Regions from separate parts of the Homo sapiens genome. Here region 2 is linked to region 1. Evidence: read pairs that join two places in POLR2A ChIA-PET (ENCODE). Cell type or tissue: PC-3. All regions are shown on one strand. Links, peaks and the distances in the headings refer to the core of each region. The heading gives the core; the rest is flanking DNA.

The links. Peaks named below come from ENCODE experiments on the same cell type or tissue, not always from the same donor. Only the 100,000 strongest peaks of a DNase experiment are listed, where the experiment ranks them.
Region 2: POLR2A ChIA-PET joins it to region 1 with 6 read pairs; 5 of 35 experiments call an interaction of 5 or more read pairs at or near these places.

Annotation. Positions count from the first base shown.
Region 1 is chr10:33,478,783-33,487,756 of GRCh38, reverse strand. No RefSeq gene overlaps it. Among named protein-coding and RNA genes, the nearest start is that of LINC02628, 120 kb to the left of the region's middle. RefSeq lists an enhancer at 2,465-3,004. In PC-3, for the core only: no CTCF peak of the experiment used is centred there; no DNase peak of the experiment used is centred there.
Region 2 is chr10:33,322,497-33,331,470 of GRCh38, reverse strand. It overlaps NRP1 (neuropilin 1), which reads left to right. Exons shown (of 17, transcript NM_003873.7): 2 at 589-763. Among named protein-coding and RNA genes, the nearest start is that of NRP1, 7.7 kb to the left of the region's middle. RefSeq lists a silencer at 3,496-3,790. In PC-3, for the core only: CTCF peaks have their summits at 3,277 and 3,479 (motif pointing left); DNase peaks (open chromatin) are centred at 3,600 and 5,350; H3K4me3 peaks cover 3,500 bases; H3K27ac peaks cover 3,694 bases.

The DNA of each region.
Region 1 (8,974 bases), core at 1,784-6,783:
TTTTGTGCATCATCTCTGGTTCACTTTGCATAACTTGACCTCAGTTTCCTTCATTCCCTGCCACTGGATTGTAGAGTTTGAGGACAGATACATGGTGTGCCTTATTTATTGCTGTAGTCCAGTGCCTACAACAGTGTCAGTTAATAATACTAATAATCAACATAACTAATAATAACTAATAATTTGTTCATTATTAATAAATTACCACTAAATATTTGTTGAATAAATGGATGAAAGCATGAATTCTTCAGGACCTTAATAAATGCTATTTTCTCTATTCACTGCCAGAAATAGACAACTTACCATCTCTGTTTGCCTGAAGAATTTGTGCTCACTGTTCAAGGCCCAGTTCAAATGCTTGTGAAGCTGCTTTGAGCTCTTAGGGAGAGTTGGTCTCTGCATCCTCTGTACCATCCCCTGCTGGCTCTTGCATTCATAACAACACCCAGCATCCTGCAGGACAATGATGTCCTTCCTCCAGGGTTAACAAAGCATCGTGTCTATGGAAGTAGAAACAGAGAGCCAGTAAAATTTAGAGACTTGCTCAAAATTCTAAAACCGAAACTGAAACCCAGACTTCAATCTAGAGCTTTTGCCATTTTAACATATACTTCCTGAAGTGCTGTGTCTAAAAGGACTATCTTTCCAAACCTGTCTGGATCGTTTCCTAGATATCCTGGTTTCTCTCAAAACTTTCTTGCTGTCTGAATGCAGAGATGGTTAGAGGCCACTGGTATTTTTCTCACCGACTCTCTTTGGTATCTGGTCAAATATACAGTGCTCGGTACACTGTAAACACCCAGAAACTGTTGAAATAGATACATACATGTGTTATTGTCTATTTTTTTCTGTACTTATATGGCTAAAATTTTAGCATTCTCCATCACCACCTAAGTCTTGTTTTTGAGTTCCACCCTATCCTCCTTCCTGTCTTAGCTCCCACTTTCCGACCCTGTGTATTGAACTCATATTCTCCAGATCACATTATAAAAATGCATGTTCTAGGGTACAAGGCTAGAATGTTCTATGTTGCTCATGGCTGGACTTGCAAGTGTCCTGGCTGCACTTACTGCCCATCCCAAACAGTCTTATGCAAAAGAATCCAGGAGGCTACTTTTGGGAATAATGTCTTGCAAATCTCAGGTTTTTTATATTTTGTGTTTTCTTGACTCCCTGGACAGCCATGGCCCTATGCTCGTGCTGATGCAATGCTGTCTGAGAAGGGCTCTGTTCTTGTGATATTGGTCATTGCCAGGGAAAGCTCTAGAAAGGAAGGATCCATTTTTTTTCAGACAAAGGCATTGGAATTAACCTGTTCCTTGAAGCTCAGAAGGACTGAGTAAATTCCTCAGCAGAACTTCATGTGCTAATGTGGGTGATGTGCTTTAAGATTAGATATGTCTTATATCCAAAGCTTCCAGATGGCCTTAAAGATCTCTGAAAGTTGGAAACTTTGCAGTAATCTATTCTGGGAATTTTAAAAAATGAACAAATACAGGAAGGGGGTCTATATTAAGTAGTGGAGGTTGTAAGAAATATACTTTTTCAATAGAGCCCTTTTAGCATTCTTTTTTTTTTTTTTTTTTTTTTGAGACAGAGTTTCACTCTGGTTGCCCATGCTGGAGTACAATGGTGCAATCTCAGCTCACTACGAACTCTGCCTCCCGGGTTCAAGCGATTTTCCTGCTTTAGCCTCCCAAGTAGCTGGGATTACAGGCACCCACCACCACACCTGGCTAATTTTGTATTTTTAATAGAGACGGAGTTTTACCATGTTGGCCAGGCTGCTCTCAAACTCCTGACCTCAGGTGATCCACCTACCTCAGCCTCCCAAAATGCTGGGATTACAGGCGCTAGCCACCACACCCAGCTTAGCATTCTATTATATTCCCATCATCATCAGCCCTTATTTTCAGTCCCTGGGCTGCAAATACAATGAAAATGACTCCTTCCACAGCAGAAATCATGTCAAGGGCTTTTTCACAGAGGCTGAATTACAAGCTCTGTTCCACATGTCTCATGAGTAGAGTCCTAGATGCCCAACAGCTTGCTGACCCTCTGTCTTTCTTTGACCTGGGAACTTGTGGCATTGTGTTCTTTCCTGGTTGCTGAACCTCTGTCTTACTTCACCTTGATACCCTTGCATTCTGACTTTTGACTTCTCGCCTGTTAAGATTCTACCGCTTTCTAAAAACCCTGCTTCTGCAGATTTCAGGTTCTCACTTCCTGCCTGGTCTGTGAGGCACACCATTATCCAAGGTTCACCATTGTATCCACAACAATGAAAAGAGAACTACATCAAACTGCCTGGGAGTAGTCAGAGAGTTCAGAAGTCAGAGACTTCACTGGGAAAGAATAAATGGGGACTTTCTTTTTGAAGGAGAGAAACCTGCCTTTTTGTATTATTTTTGTATACTTTGTACTTTCCCTAGGATGATCATCTTCGTGTTGTTCTCAGCTGAGATTCAGCAAATGTTTTCTTTTCCCCACTTCCTAAATTAGCTGGGACTCCCAGAAAACGACGATCATAAAACAAGATACAGTGTTTCTAGAAAATGCAAGGGATATTTCAATCCATTACCCAGAACTGCCACTCATTTAGGAGAAGTCTTGAGGGCTTAACAGGATTATTGTACACCTAATGTAAGAATCCCAAGGAGATTAAGAAGAATAAATAAGAATTGAATGACAAAGTCTTAAAGCACAGTTAAAGCTTTTTAAACTGGAGAGCAAGAGACCTCCAACAGACAGAAGATTGTTTCCTAAGAAAAGGGGCGTGCGTCTCCTTTATGGTGTAATGAGCTCCTGGAAATTGCATCATCCCAGGCAGAAAATCCCAGAGGAGACTAAGCCTGTCCATGTACATTGTTAGGCTGAATCTTGAAAATGCCCAGCATCATTGGTAAAAATCATGGAATGAGCAAATAAACACCATGAGAAACAAGGTATGGATGTTTGCCAGGCTACATTGAATGAGCCAAGAGGAAAACTTTAAAGTAGTAACAAATTAATAAGCAAATAAGGATTGCCATGGTGACCCTGAATTATGGCATCAATTTTTTTCTTCTAAAAACAGTACCGATTGCATTAATATCTTGATTATATTTCAATCATAATGTTTGTGTCCTCCATCACGCTCATCTGATCTTAGACAAATGGTCTGTCTTCTTTTTGAAAAAAAATAGATACTGGATGGGTTTCTGAATGGAGACACAGATTCCGAGCAATATCACAAAGAAATATATAAAAACAAGCTGGTCCTTCGAAAAGGAGTTGTTAGAAGCAGGCAGTTTGGTTCTGCCTGGGCCTCGATTCTTATACTAGGACCCTGATAAATCACTTCTAAAGTGTTCAGACACTCTGTATGTTGAACTCAGATTCTCCAGGTCACATTATTAAAAGGCATGTTTTAAGATGCAAGGCTAGAATGTTCTATGTTGCCTGTGGCTGGACCTGCCACAGTGTGAAGGGTACAGTTACTGCTTACCCCAAAGAGTTTTGTGCAAACCTATCAGGGAGACTGCTTTTGGGAACAGTGTCTTGCAAATCCCAGCTTTTTGGATTTTGTGCTTTCTTGACTCTGTGGACTAAAACTTCAGCAGCCGTGGCCCTGTGCTCTTGCTAATATTAATATAACGCTCTTGGAGAAGGGGTCTGTGTCAATTGCCCTGACTGTGAACCAGTCACATGCTCTCTTTTTAATGAAAATATATGGGCCACTGTTTTCCCTGAGTCTGTGTCATTTCCTGGGAGTCTGAGTGACACAGTGGCCCTGACATATGGCAAAATATATTACCGCCTCTCCCTGCCACATCTGCTTGAGTCTGAAGTGGAATGGTGAGATTGGAAATGCAATGTGCTTCCATGGAAGATCAGATCATTCTCACACCCCTCCAAAATGCTGCAGCCACTGGGCTTCCATAAACATTTCTAGAGAACCAGTTTCTAATAGAGGGTCTTTGGCTTGCACGAAGCAGCAGCTAATTCTCATTCAAATTAAACAACAGAATGAGTCTATTGGTGGCTTTGTTAGAAGTCAGATCACTCAGGCATGGCATTCAGCTTGAGTCCAAAATGAGCTGTCTCAAACGGAGTGGCTCACTTTAGCACAGTAAACAATGACCACCTGCTATTCTCTCGAATGCATCTAGAGGCTAAGGAGCACTTTATTATTTTAACTAGCACGCAGCCTCTGGAGGCTGCCATGTAGACATCAATCACCAAATTTACAGCTTGTAATGATATCTAGGATATGAGAATGCAATGCCTTTAAGAATCCCTTCCACAAAATATGAAGTCAAATTGAACTTTAATCTTTAGAGCAAAGGAAATACATTCTTTTCCCTGGGGAGTTAAGAAATGTGAGCAAATTGTAAGTGACTTTTAAAGTATACAATAAGACTGCCAGCCCTATTCATGGGGAAAAAATAATTGGCACTTTATGTCAGTATTTTCCATGAATTATTTGAAAAACAGATAAAATGTGTCATTTATACAGAACTACTTCCCACCGTTCTTCAAAGCTCCTTTCTACTGAATAAGTAATCACCCTTCACTGGTGATTGGCACATGTGTATAACTCCAACTTGGGCAAAATATGTCAGAAAACCCTTGGGTTGGTTTATATGTAAGATATCCAGAGTCTTTGGATGTAAGAAAGAAATTGAAAAAAAAAAGATGCTAAGCTCTGTCACCCTTGGGTTACACAGACAGGTGTCTATTCCTTCCCTGGACACTGAATCCTGGGCACTAGAAGATCATTCAGGGCAGATAAAGACCCCGTGCCTGAAGGAGTTACAAACTGCATTTCTTACCAGCATTTAGAACTTTAGCTCCTTACTTCCAATAAAGGGAAACACTTCTCTGACATTTACCCTTAAATTACATGGAAAATAGTCTCAAGACAAGCTAATTTGTTGGAGAATGATGGGTGTTCCTGGTGTTTCTCATCTTTGTAAGCAAAAAGATTACCATCCTTTATAGAGGAGAAGGGGGTTGCATATAGCTTGCCAATGCAATGTGTTGTGGACTGTGTATGGAAGAGAGGTTAACTATCCGAGAGACAAATATTTTGTTCTTTCTTGGCAGGAGAATCAAAAGTGGGCGTTTGATGTTAAAGCCCTGAGTCCTTCTAAGTGTTTCCATGTCCCTCTCTGCAGCCACGTGACATTAAAATCTTCAGCAAATTAAGCAAATGAGTAAAACATGTACCGCACTGAGATGCACGCAGGCTTAATGTATTATTCCTTCTATGCATGAAAAATATCACAAAGTGACATGTAGGAGCGATGCTTGAAATTGTTTCCTGGGATCTTTCTTTAGAAATCTTTGTAAACTGGCCAGGCTTGGTGGCTCACGTCTGTAATCCCAGTATTGTGGGAAGCCGAGGTGGGAGGATCACCTGAGGCCAAGAGTTCCAGAACAGTCTGGGCAATATAGTGAGACCCCAGTTCTACAAAAAAATTAAAACATTAGCCCAATGTGGTGGCACGTGCCTGTAGTGCTAGCTACTCAGGAGACTGAGATGAGAGGATCCCTTGAGCCCAGGAGTTCCAGGTTGCAGTGAGCCATGATTATGACACTGCACTACAGCCTGGGTGACAGAATAAGACCCAGGCTGAAAGAAAGAAAGGAAGAAAGAAAGGGAAGAAGGGAGGAAGGGAGGAAGGGAGAAAGAGAGAAAGAAGGAAAGAAAGAAGGAAAGAAGGAAAGAAGGAAGGGAAAGAAACAAAGAAAGAAAGAAAGAAAGAAAGAAAGAAAGAAAGAAAGAAAGAAAGACAGAGAAAGAAAGAAAGAAAGATTTTTATAAACCCTGAGACTACAAAAGTGTTAGCATGGAAAGTATCTACCAGTTGCGTTAGTTCATTTTCAACACATAACTCTTTATTTTGGCCCAGGCCTTACGTATTACTGATGCCTGATAGTTTTCTCGTTTCATGGTTCACTCACCGTGTTTGTTAGGAAGGGTCAAGGGAGACACCACCACTGTGCAAGAGAGAACATAAGGCACATTCCCTCTCCACAAATACCATTCAGAGCAAGCAGAAGCTCTAATGACCCTTTTGATCATTGTGGCCTTCTAGTAGACGCCACAACCTCATAGGAAATTCCCCTCCTCCTGCAGGCTCCCCTAGCACTCACACCCAGAAAGCAGAAGGCAATCTTGCTCTGGTCAGAGGTTGGGAAGGCCTAGGTTGGTAGCTCATGGGATTCACTGTCCCAATAATCTTGCTGCTTCTTTCCCCTGACCCCAGAGCTCAATTAGGATAAGAATAAGGCTTCTGTCTCCTTCAATTTCTGTTTATTTAGAGGCCACTCTCCTGGTTTCCAGTTCTTTCCAGATGGAGGCCTGCTCTTCCTGTCAGCAGAACTAGACCTCAGACTCTGCACCTTGGCTAAGCTGCCCCCAGGATTCAATTATCTCCACCTGGCTCCTCCCTTGACACAGGGAGATTATTACAATTCGATGTGAGATTTGGGTGGGGGACACAGCCAAACCATATCACTGACTCTCTGCTTTCCCATGCTGTCTGGAGTCTTGGATACTACCCTGATCCTTGTGGGCTCCCCAGATGGTAAAACCAGTGCCTGTCCTGAACTGACCACTGGGAGTCATGGTGCTCTGTACCATGCTCAGATGCCCAGCTTGGTGAGCTATGCTTCCTGCAGCTCAGTTGGGCCTGTCTCGTTCTAGTATGTATGTGTGGCCACTGCCAGCACAGCGTATTGAGAGGTGACAGTGTGCTGGTAGTTCTCACAGCCCTCTTTCGCTCTTGGCTTCTCCTCTGCCTGGGCTCCCACTTTGGCGGCACTTGAGGAGCCCTTCAGCCGACCACTGCACTGTGGGAGCCCCTTTCTGGGCTGGCCAAGGCCGGAGCCGTCTCCCTCAGCTTGCGGGGAGGTGTGGAGGGAGAGGCGCCGGCGGCAACCGGGGCTGCGCGTGGTGCTTGCGGGCCAGGACGAGTTCCGGGTGGGTGTGGGCTTGGTGGGCCCCGCACTCGGAGCAGCCGGCCCTGCCGACCCTGGGCAATGAGGGGCTTAGCACCCGGGCCAGCGGCTGCAGAGGGTGTGCTGGGTCCCCCAGCAGTGCCGGCCCACCGGTGCTGCTCTCGATTTCTCGCTGGGCCTTAGCTGCCTCCCCGCAGGGCAGGGTTCGGGACCTGCAGCCAGCCACGCCTGAGCCTCCCCCCTCCCCCATGGGCTCCTGTGCGGCCCGAGCCTCCCCGATGAGCACCACCCCCTGCTCCAGGGCGCCCAGTCCCATTGACCACCCAAGGGCTGAGGAGTGCCGGGGGACGGCGCTGGACTGGCAGGCAGCTCCACCTGCAGCCCCGGTGTGGGATCCACCGGGTAAAGCCAGCTGGGCTCCTGAGTCTGGTGGGAACGTGGAGAACCTTTATGTCTAGCTCAGGGACTGTAAATACACCAATGGGCACTCTGTATCTAGCTCAAGGTTTGTAAACACACCAATCAGCAGCCTGTGTCTAGCTCAGGGTTTGTGAATGCACCAATCGACACTCTGTATCTAGCTACTCTGGTGGGGCCTTAGAGAACCTTTGTGTCACACTCTGTATCTAGCTAATCTGGTGGGGACGTGGAGAACCTTTGTGTCTAGCTCAGGGATTGTAAACGCACCAATCAGCACCCTGTCAAAACAGACCACTAGGCTCTACCAATCAGCAGGATGTGGGTGGGGCCAGATAAGGGAATAAAAGCAGGGTGCCCGAGCCAGCAGTGGCAACGCGCTGGGGTCCCCTTCTGCACTGTGGAAGCTTTGTTCTTTTGCTCTTTGTAATAAATCTTGCTACTGCTCACTCTTTGGGTCTACACTGCTTTTATGAGCTGTAACGCTCACCGTGAAGGTCTGCAGCTTCACTCCTGAAGCCAGCGAGACCACAAGCCCACCTGGAAGAACGAACAACTCCAGACGCGCCATCTTAAGAGCTGTAACATTCACCGCGAGGGTCCGCGGCTTCATTCTTGAAGTCAGTGAGACCGAGAACCCACCAATTCCAGACACAGTATCAGTAGTTTCCAAATTGCTGGGGGCCTGACCAGTTCTTCTTCTCTGGAAACTGACACTTAAATCATAGCCAGCCATGTGTCTGTCATATGACCCTGGGCCTCCCTCTTCTCTCTACACTGCCACTTCCAAGCCCCCAATGTAATTGATGGGCCCTACCCAACATGGGCCCATCAGATTCTTGTCCTATGGAATTTAGAAGTGCACAGGTGTGTTTAAAGGGAGGGAGGGCTAGGTGCGGTGGCTCATGGGTCTAATCTCAGCACTTTGGGAGGCTGAGGTGGGTGGATCACTTGAGGTCAAGAATTGGAGACCAGCCTGGCCAACATGGTGAAACCCTGTTTCTACTAAAAGTACAAAAATTAGCTGAGTGTGGTGGTGCATATTTGTAATCCCAGCTACTCGGGAGGCTGAGGTGGGAGAATCACTTGAACCCAGGAGGTGGAGGTTGCAGTGAACCGCCACTGCATTCTAGCCTGGGTGACAGAGACTCTGTCTCAAATATATATATAAATAGAGAGAGCGAGATCTGATAACCACCATCCCAATTGTAGTCCCTTCCTCAAATCCACATGCATTGCTCCTCTGGGTCCATGAGACCATTATTAGAATAACCATCATTATTTTCCTGGATGTAATTCTCACTCAGATCGAATTGTTTACTTTGCAACCAGAGAAGTCCTAACTCATGCATTTTCCCCAAGACCTAAGTGTCTGATAACTCCCCACAGAGAAATTGCAGGGAGCTGGAGAGCAGTGCCAGGTGGATGAGGGCCTCTTCTCCACCTTCTACCCAAGCATTTCCATTCTGTGTCAATTATAGGTTGGGATTTCATCCGCTATTTTACATAAAACGTGTTCTGCTGGTATTCTGTTGCTAAAGAATAAAAACCCCTCCCTGTGGACCTGTCGGATTTTCTCCTACAGATGCCACTCATCTCTGAAGCTGGG
Region 2 (8,974 bases), core at 2,429-7,428, 160 kb after region 1:
ATATACTTTGTTCTCTGTTGATTTGGATCTCAAGAGCAGAGATAACTCAAAATCACTTAGATTTATGGGCAGATAAAACAACAACAACAAAAGGTTTGGCTTTAAGCCAATCAAAGACAATCCCCACTGATCAATGACATAGACCAGGCTTATCATCAAAAAACAACACAAGGGGTCGAACAGCATCTTTCAGTCACTTTCCACTTAGAACTTGCTACTTAATGTGATTACACTTCTTGGGGGATAATTAAGTCTAGCAGAAGCTCCCAGGGGACCATGTTAACATCAATTGAGGGGATTTAATGTTTTTAATGCTAGAAGACCTTTTCCTTAGGAAGAAACTTCGGGGCTGGGGGGAAGAGTCCTCTCAGATCTCAGTTGGCTTTCTGCCTGAGTCAACCTTCCTGAGATCAAAGAGTGTTTTTTCCTGGAGTGTTGCACTCAGAGCCACACGAAGGACTTACGGGGACCTTTTAGAGTTCCCCTTAAAAAGTTAAGGAATGTTTAATAACCAGTAATTTACATATAAAGCTAGATTACCTAACAGGTTGTCAGGAAAGATCTGCTAAAATCTTACTTTCATTGCAGATAAATGTGGCGATACTATAAAAATTGAAAGCCCCGGGTACCTTACATCTCCTGGTTATCCTCATTCTTATCACCCAAGTGAAAAATGCGAATGGCTGATTCAGGCTCCGGACCCATACCAGAGAATTATGATCAACTTCAACCCTCACTTCGATTTGGAGGACAGAGACTGCAAGTAAGTGGGAATGTTTTTGAACAGGGCACCACAGCACCATCTAGTGGTCACGCCTGTCTACGGGGGGGAAGTCGGTGTGTACAATGTAGATTATAAATGGATCCAGGAGGGATTCCAATCTCAGCCAGATTATATGTCAATGGTATGGAAATTGAAGTACGTTAAGTGATTTCTGAGTTCCCCAAACCAGGAAGATTATAGTTAAATGTGTAAGCTCTTATACTCCTTCCTGTTAGCACTTTTGGTTTGGGAACTCTTGTTAAGAAATGTATACAGTATGTATGTTTCTTTTTTCTTTCTTTTTTTTTTTTTCCTGGAGAGGGGAAGAACTAGAAACTCAAAAATCTCACTTGTATTTTTACGAAATACAGTGGATCACTAATATACATCGCATCCACAGATAGTGTGATTGGAGATCTCACTATTTGAGATATATTGAACTGTGGCACATCTTATGATTTAAGAACTGCATTCATCTTACTAAGTAAGTTTGACATGGAAAAAGCAAATTGAATAAAATAAGGCCTACAGGATAAGCCAGATGAGGGGTTTTGTAAATGGTGGATTACTGATTAAAATACTTTTATGGAAAATGCTAGAAAATAATTGTTAAGACACGATGAATACAATGGGAACTCAAATACACATCAGTGTTTCATCCACCTGCTTAGTCTTGCTATCTCTTTCTATTGTTAAGTTTCTAAACATCAACTTATGCCCAATTTCGTTATTATGAAGACATTCTCACTATAGAGACAGTCGAAATTATATTTCCTCACTTTATGTGAAAGAACTGGTATGTGGATATTGCTTTCCACAGTATCGAAAGTATGTTTTTACCTTGCACGTAGCAGTCCACTCAGATACATGTTTGCTCGTCTCTCTTAACACCCAACAGACCCCCTGTCTCTGTCTTGTCCACATTATCCCATTCTGACCCACTGAAAGTGGTGTAGTCTCCAGAGACTTGAACCTGAATATCCATCTTTTAAGTTTGTACATATATAAATAGTTTTATCAAAGAAAAATAATCGATTTAAATCTCAATTCTAAAGTGTTTCTCAGGGACTGAGAGGTTTTCACAAGTTTTAAAGTGGGTCAGTTTGGTGTAACCGTATATGATATCTACAGACTACTGCTACCGCTGGACCTAAATATTATTTTGCAAGTATATTCATTGTTAAAGACAGTCTATTTGAACACACATTTCTTTTGGGAAAGAACAGAGTAATATCAAAATCTTCCTACCTGTAGGAAGTGCTCGACAACCTGTTGAGTTGGTTTAGTAAACTAGCTTTTCATGGTCAGAGAGATGAGGTCATTTGGTTCATTCAACATTTTAGTATCTAGAGAATTAGCATAAATCCACAGGCTGATGACCAGTTTCCAAATAATCAGTGTATACTACAGTGCAACAAAATTACACCAATTCCAATTTATCTTTGCTTTGTGATTCAGAAGTGCCTCAGGGCATTATATTGACTTTTTAATTGTGTATGGAAGTTACCATTAATAGTGTTCCAGTGACTGCTTGGAAACAAAGAGTTCATTGTATTGATTTATTTATTTTTGCTAATATTCTTTATGGTGGTTTTTACAGTGTCAATCACCTAGACAATCTGGAGACTTGTTTTCTTTTATATTTGATTTACTTCATTAGTAGTAGCAGTAGTTATTAGTATTTGCTTTTTGACCATGTTTAAACTGCTATAGGAGAAACTCTGGTAAAACATACTCAAGTAATAACATTATTCCAAAAAATAAAGTGCTGTTAGAATTCAATAAACTGACGTTTACTAATTTCTAATCTGGAAATCATGACCATCAATACGTGTAATATAATACTTAAAGAATTCAGAATAATCACTAGTTATTGGCAGTGATGTGGTGGTAAATGTTTAACAGCTGGCTCTTTGGAGAAGACGAGTCAAGTCCTCATTTGTATGTAGCACATGCCAATTTCTGTGGTGTAAATACTCTCATCATAGCCAATTTCAAACTAACCATGTGATGTCACTGTGCCCAGACTAGCAAAGAAATGTGCACAGTTGGTTCTTATGAGCTGGTGGGCGCCAGATCCAGCACACAACTGGAGTAGAAATTTAAGAAGGGAAGCCAGTTGAATCACTTAATATATGTAAAGGGCTTACAATTCTATTTGCACATACATTTCTTCTGGGAAAGAACAGAGTAATATAAAAATCTTCCTACCTGTAGAAAGCGCTCAACAACCTGTTGAGTTGGTGTAGTAAACTAGCTTTTCATGGTCAGGGAAATAAGGTCATCTGGTTCATTCAACATTTTGGTGCCTAGAGAATTAGCATAAATCCATAGGCTGATGATCAGTTTCCAAATAATCAGCGTATACTAATTATTACAACAGCATCTCACAGTATTACAATGGTGTCTAGCTCACAGTAAACCTTAAATAATGATTTGTCATATCATGGTGTCAGGTGGGGTATAATGGGATTAAAGGAGCACCTTTTTGGTTAGTTTTCTTTTTAAAAAGTACATTAAAAGATGATTGTAATTCACAGAAAATGACAGTTTTAGTGATATCAGCAAAGTATTTGAGAAACTGACATGGCCAAGAAGATGTTACATAACAATCTTAATAATGGTGACTTTGTTTGTTTTTTTAATGCTACAGAGTAAGGTGATTTCTTAATTGTCCCAACTGAGGCTTTGCTCTCTGTGAAGGTGTCATCTCCTGGCCAAAGCTGAAAGGCTGTTATATTTAGCCTGATGAAGTCAATGGAGATTAGATCCATGGAAAATATCTTCCTGCTGTGTTTTGAAGTGTTGCATTGTGAGCTTTTTATCAATGAGAAACTCCAGAAAGATATAGGAAGACCAGCATAAGGCATTCCTTTCACTATCTTTCTAAGCTGATTCATATGAATGACTAGTGCTCAGTGTTGAAGGGTGCATTTGAGATTCTACAAATGTGGCAAAATACTTACCTCCTTTTGTGAAGGCTTTGAGAAGAATCCACAGATTTAAATTTTACAGGGGATTGGAATGCCCTAGGGGGAAAAAAAAAACCTGGGAACACCAGAAATTATTTGAAGAACAAATTCATAGACTTCAAAGTTTAGATTAGATTCCTACAAACATAGTTTTGTTATTAGGGTTTTTTTGTACTTTATATCAGGCTATTTACAAAAATGGATTGGAGGTGGCACAAAACTAGGCACAGTTAAAACCACATTCTGAAAGCTGGTGAGCTTTTAGTTATCACTCTTGTTAAGAACAAACTATTCATCTTATTTAAGACATTTAATATTTTTCCTTGTTCCAGCTTCATTATATGTCTGTTGGCAGTAAAAAACATTTGCTATGCTGATGTCATAGGGTTACTAGTAGGATCAAGTAGTAGATAGGAAAGCCTTTTTAAAAGGTAAAAGTGACCCTCAAAATAAGTTATCATTATTATGATATCTTTAACAAGTTGGTGATTTTTAGAACATTTGGAAATATGAAACTAAACATACGTCAAAACTAAATCTATTGACCCAGTAATGAGATGATTTGCACATGATACACCCTGCATTTTCTCTTGAAATGGTCAGTATTTGTATAGTCAACTTCCACCCTGAGAAAGCTTAAGAAATCGATGCCTTAGCACATTTGCTTATTGTGAAACATCTTTGAAACCCAAGTAAACAGTTTTCTTTTGTAGAGTATAGGGATGGTTAAGTCATTAGACCAGCTACATAGTCCTGGTAGAAAAAAAAAAATTTTTTATTTAGATTTTTATTGTTTTATGTATAATTAGGTAAAAAACATCATTTCATAATCTTAACAATACAGTATACAGTCACAACTTCTCATGTGAATAGCACCAAGACTGACCCAGTTCATGAGTTAATTCTGGATCATACTTTGCAAAATGGTGAAGTTTTTGCAGTGGCTGTCAAAGGTGGATACTTCGTTAGGAAAATTAAATGTGTAAGTTGTGCCTCCATAGTTTTAACATGCAACATTCTGTGTCTATGCCAGCACTGAATGAGGTTTCATTACAAATAAGCATCAGAACCATAATACTATAACCCCTTAATTCTTTTATTGAACAAGATGTGGTGTAAATCAGTCGATCAACAGACCAGTGGAGCGTCTGTCTGCAGGGCTAACACAGAACTAGGATTTTTTCCCAGCTATATATATGCATGATTTTATTATTAGATTGAGAGGATTCTAGAGAATGCTCTGACCGAAGAAGGTGTTGAGGGAGAGGAAGGAATGTTGATTTCTTTTTTGCCAGCAAAATCCTGCACACTTGTGAAGTGTCAAAGCATAATTAAAAATAGAAAAGAAATAAAGAAGTGACCAGTGGAGAGTTTTCGGAAACACATGTTCATTGCACATTGAAAATGGTTTTCAGTATGTACATCGAACTAGTTAGATCTTACTCCACTAAAGTTTTCTTCAGTGGTAAGGCAGACATCTTGAATCTCATAAAAGTTTATATCTGTATAATAAACAAGAATGTCATTGATATGGTAGTTAGAATTTATGAAACTTCTCCAGTTTCCCAGCAATGCACACAATCAGCATGATAATTTATAATGGTTTGTGACAAATACTGCTGAGCAAAGAGGTGTATGGTTACATTCAGATCAGATGTCACCATCCGGGGAGCAATAAAAATTTCACAGACATTGGGTTAAAAACATTAAGGAAATGAATGCAAAGCTCTAACAAAAGTCTAAAAAGGTGGTAGCATTGGGGGACTCAAACCCAGTAGTGCTTTTCCTACTGACAAGAAGAAAATCTTACTTACCGACTTCAGTGTCTGATTTGACAGTGCTGTTTCATATCATGGCACAGTTGCTTTTTTCAACTATGATTTAGATTTGTAATCTCTCCTCTGTGTAACCAACAATAGGCATGTTTTTCCTAACTCAGTGCGTTCAAAGGAAGATCGCATACTTGTAACTTCGTAAGAAGTTTAATCATAGTGAAATTATAAGCAAATAGAGATGATATTCGTTTCAGAATTTTGTTGGGATAATTCAGATATTGTTCCTTTAATGCTAGTTTTTAAATTACCTAAATTATTAAAAACTTTGAAACAGTGCTAATGTCTTTTATTTTCAGAGAATATAAACTTATGGAATGAAAAATAATCTGCCCTTGGTTTCTCAAATCTGATTATTCCCGCACATTTACATTTATTCCTGCACATTTACACTTATTGGCATTTTTTGGAGTGTAAGTTCCATTTTCTGTTTTCCTGAGTAATATGAGTAATATTTTCTGTTTTAATCTTTCTTTATTATTACTAGCATGGATTTTTTAGGATTAATTTGGATTTTTAAAAAATGTTACATTAAAATACTATTTATCTTAATCACTGAGTTTTTGGCTTTTTGTATCCAAGGGAAGTACCTCACTCTAGTCTTGTATTTTAGAGCATCACTTAGACTAAAACAAAATCCTTGTTTTATGGAAAACTGAGTTTTTTAAGCCAAACTACATCTCTATTTTCCATATGAAATAGAGAAGAATATATACCTTTAGTAAAGTATAATATATATTTAGAAAAATACACAACCCAAGTATAAGATTTGATAAAATTTTGCAAGGTGGATACATCCACAAAACCAATCTAGAGGCCAACATTTCCAGCTTCCTAGAAGCCCTCTGATGTCAGTTTTAGTCACCAACCTTTGCCCTCAAGGGCAACTGCTGTCCTAACTTCTGTGACTTCATTTTTATACATTTCAAAATCAGGTAAAACTCAACTAGAGTCTTAGAAGTCTGTATGTACAGGCCAGGCACGGTGGCTCACTCGCAAACATTGGGAGCCAGAGGCAGGCATCACTTGAAGTCAGGAGTTCGACTGAAACCAGCCTGGCCAACATGGTGAAACCCCGTCTCTACTAAAAATACAAAAATTAGCCAGGCAAGGTGGTGCACGCCTGTAGTCCCAGCTACTCGGGAGGCTGAGGCAAGAGAATGGCTTGAACCTGGGAAGCGGAGGTTGCAGTGAGCCAAGATCCGCACCATTGCACTCCAGCCTGGGCAACAGGAGCAAAACTCCGTCTCAAAAAAAAGAAGCCTGTGGGTACTATCCTTGAACATAGACAGTGAAAGTCTTTGGAGTGGATATAGAAAAAATAGGTACTATTTCTAATCAAAAAGCAGAATCCTACTGATGCATTTTCTAATTTTTTTCAGTGGCTACTGATGGAAATATCTTGTCTTTGTTTCAAACTTTTCAATCTGGAGCCTGCTTTATTATGCAGATTTTATGTGCAAGCAAATTCAGAAACATTCTCCTTTGCCGTATTTTTCTTCATCTTTTTATTTCTGGTTTTGATCTCTGGTGACTTCTCAATGTGAGAGGCACCACCACCAAGCTCAATTCAATTAAAAAACTATTGGTGGAAGAATGAACCCTCCTCAGAAGAACTGCTGGCCAAAGTTGTTACTACCACTTGCAGCATCCTTGGTTATTACTCAGGCAGATAATTATCTGCTTTCTTCCTTTTGATTTTTTTCCCCATTAGCACCAAATTTAATTTGAACAGAGCCTCGTGTGTTTAATAAAATTAATTTTCTTTATTATCCCTTAGTATAAGCAATCACATTTGATCATAATGAATTTTGAGTATTACGAGGTTGTTTTGTGTTAGGCATTTCTGTAATTTAAAGGAAGCAACTTTTGCGAGCTAAAGGAGAAGGTTGGTTGAAATCTTATCAGACTGAATCAACATGTGCATGGCATTTCCAACGAGATTTCACTTTAGGGAGCAGGCACTTAACTGATCCAAGTGAGACATATGCCTTCAGCGGGCATGCACATTCTCAGCTCCTTTCTTTCCAGCATAAAACTTGATACTTGCATGCCTGCTGACATGGCTCCACAGAAGCGCACACACAAACACATATGTGTGTGTAAAGGAAGCTAAAAAATAAACGTAACTAATTGCAGTGGTAGTATTCATCTAGACTGATCATTAAGCCTAAAGAACAACAAGAAACAAAAATTCATTTGGATCAGGTTCCAAATGCCTCTTGCCTGGGTGTTTGTCATCCATCCTGATTGTAAGAGTCAGTGGCTTGGCAGTTCGTTGCACCTTGAGAGGAGGGTTCTCCTGCTCTTCTCTGGTTGATTGGCCTGTATCTGGTATCTAGGGCAGTTAGTAGTGTCTTATGGTTGAAACAATTCATAGATAGCTTAGGAAGTGAAGCACATTCATTCAGAGCTCTACTAAGTTCTGCAGAGGAGCAGAGGAAGAAAAAAAAACAAACAGAATATTTTGGCTTCCGTCTACTCAATTCCTTTATAGAGTTCAAGTTCATGGAGAACTTTTGCCTTATAACGTGGTCTTCCTCCTCATCAAGCCCAGGTCTTTATTGCTAGATCTTCTTTGGTCAACATGTTGTTTTTTTCTTCTTTAACTTAAATAATCATAGAGTGTTTGGGAAGGAATAATTATGACTGGTTTTTTTTTGAAAAACATATTTATTTATTTATTTAAAACACAGAAGGATGGGGGGGCTTCTCACTATGTTGCCCAGGCTGGTCTCGAACTCCTGAGGTAAGCCATTCTCTGTCTCAGCTTCCCAAAGTAATGAGATTACAGGCCTGAGCCACCATGTCCAACCTATGCCGGGCTCTTGCTGTTGAGTCTTCAATATGTGCCCATTATGGGGATGAGCACTCACTTTTCTCTCATCCTCATTTGACAGCTGAGATCCCTGAAGCTGGGAAAAGTCATATGAACAGAACCCAAATAAATAGTTGCTGCGTCACAAATCTTTCTGTCTTTGTGATCAAAGTCACACATGGATGTGCTTTTTGAATGAGGAAATTCTCATGAAACGTTACCAGCTTATTTTTTCTTCAAGCAACTCTTTTATTAACAAGTTCTCAGGAAAGTTTAAGTATAAACCAACTAATTCTGAGGAAGGACTTAATTTTTGAACTTTAAGTTCAGATTAAATAAGCACTTGTGAAAACTGTGCATAGAAACTTTCAACCAATTGGTGGTTTTCCACTCAATTGAAACTTGGCCAGAGTGGTGGCTCAGGTCTGTAATCCCAGCACTTTGGGAGACGGAGGTGAGAGGATTGCTTGAGGCCAGGAGTTCAAGGCTAGCCTGAGCAACATAGCAAGACCCTCTCTCTACAAAAAATAAAAAATTAGTGAATTGTGGTGGTGCACACCTGTAATCCCAGTGCTTTTGGGGGCCAAGG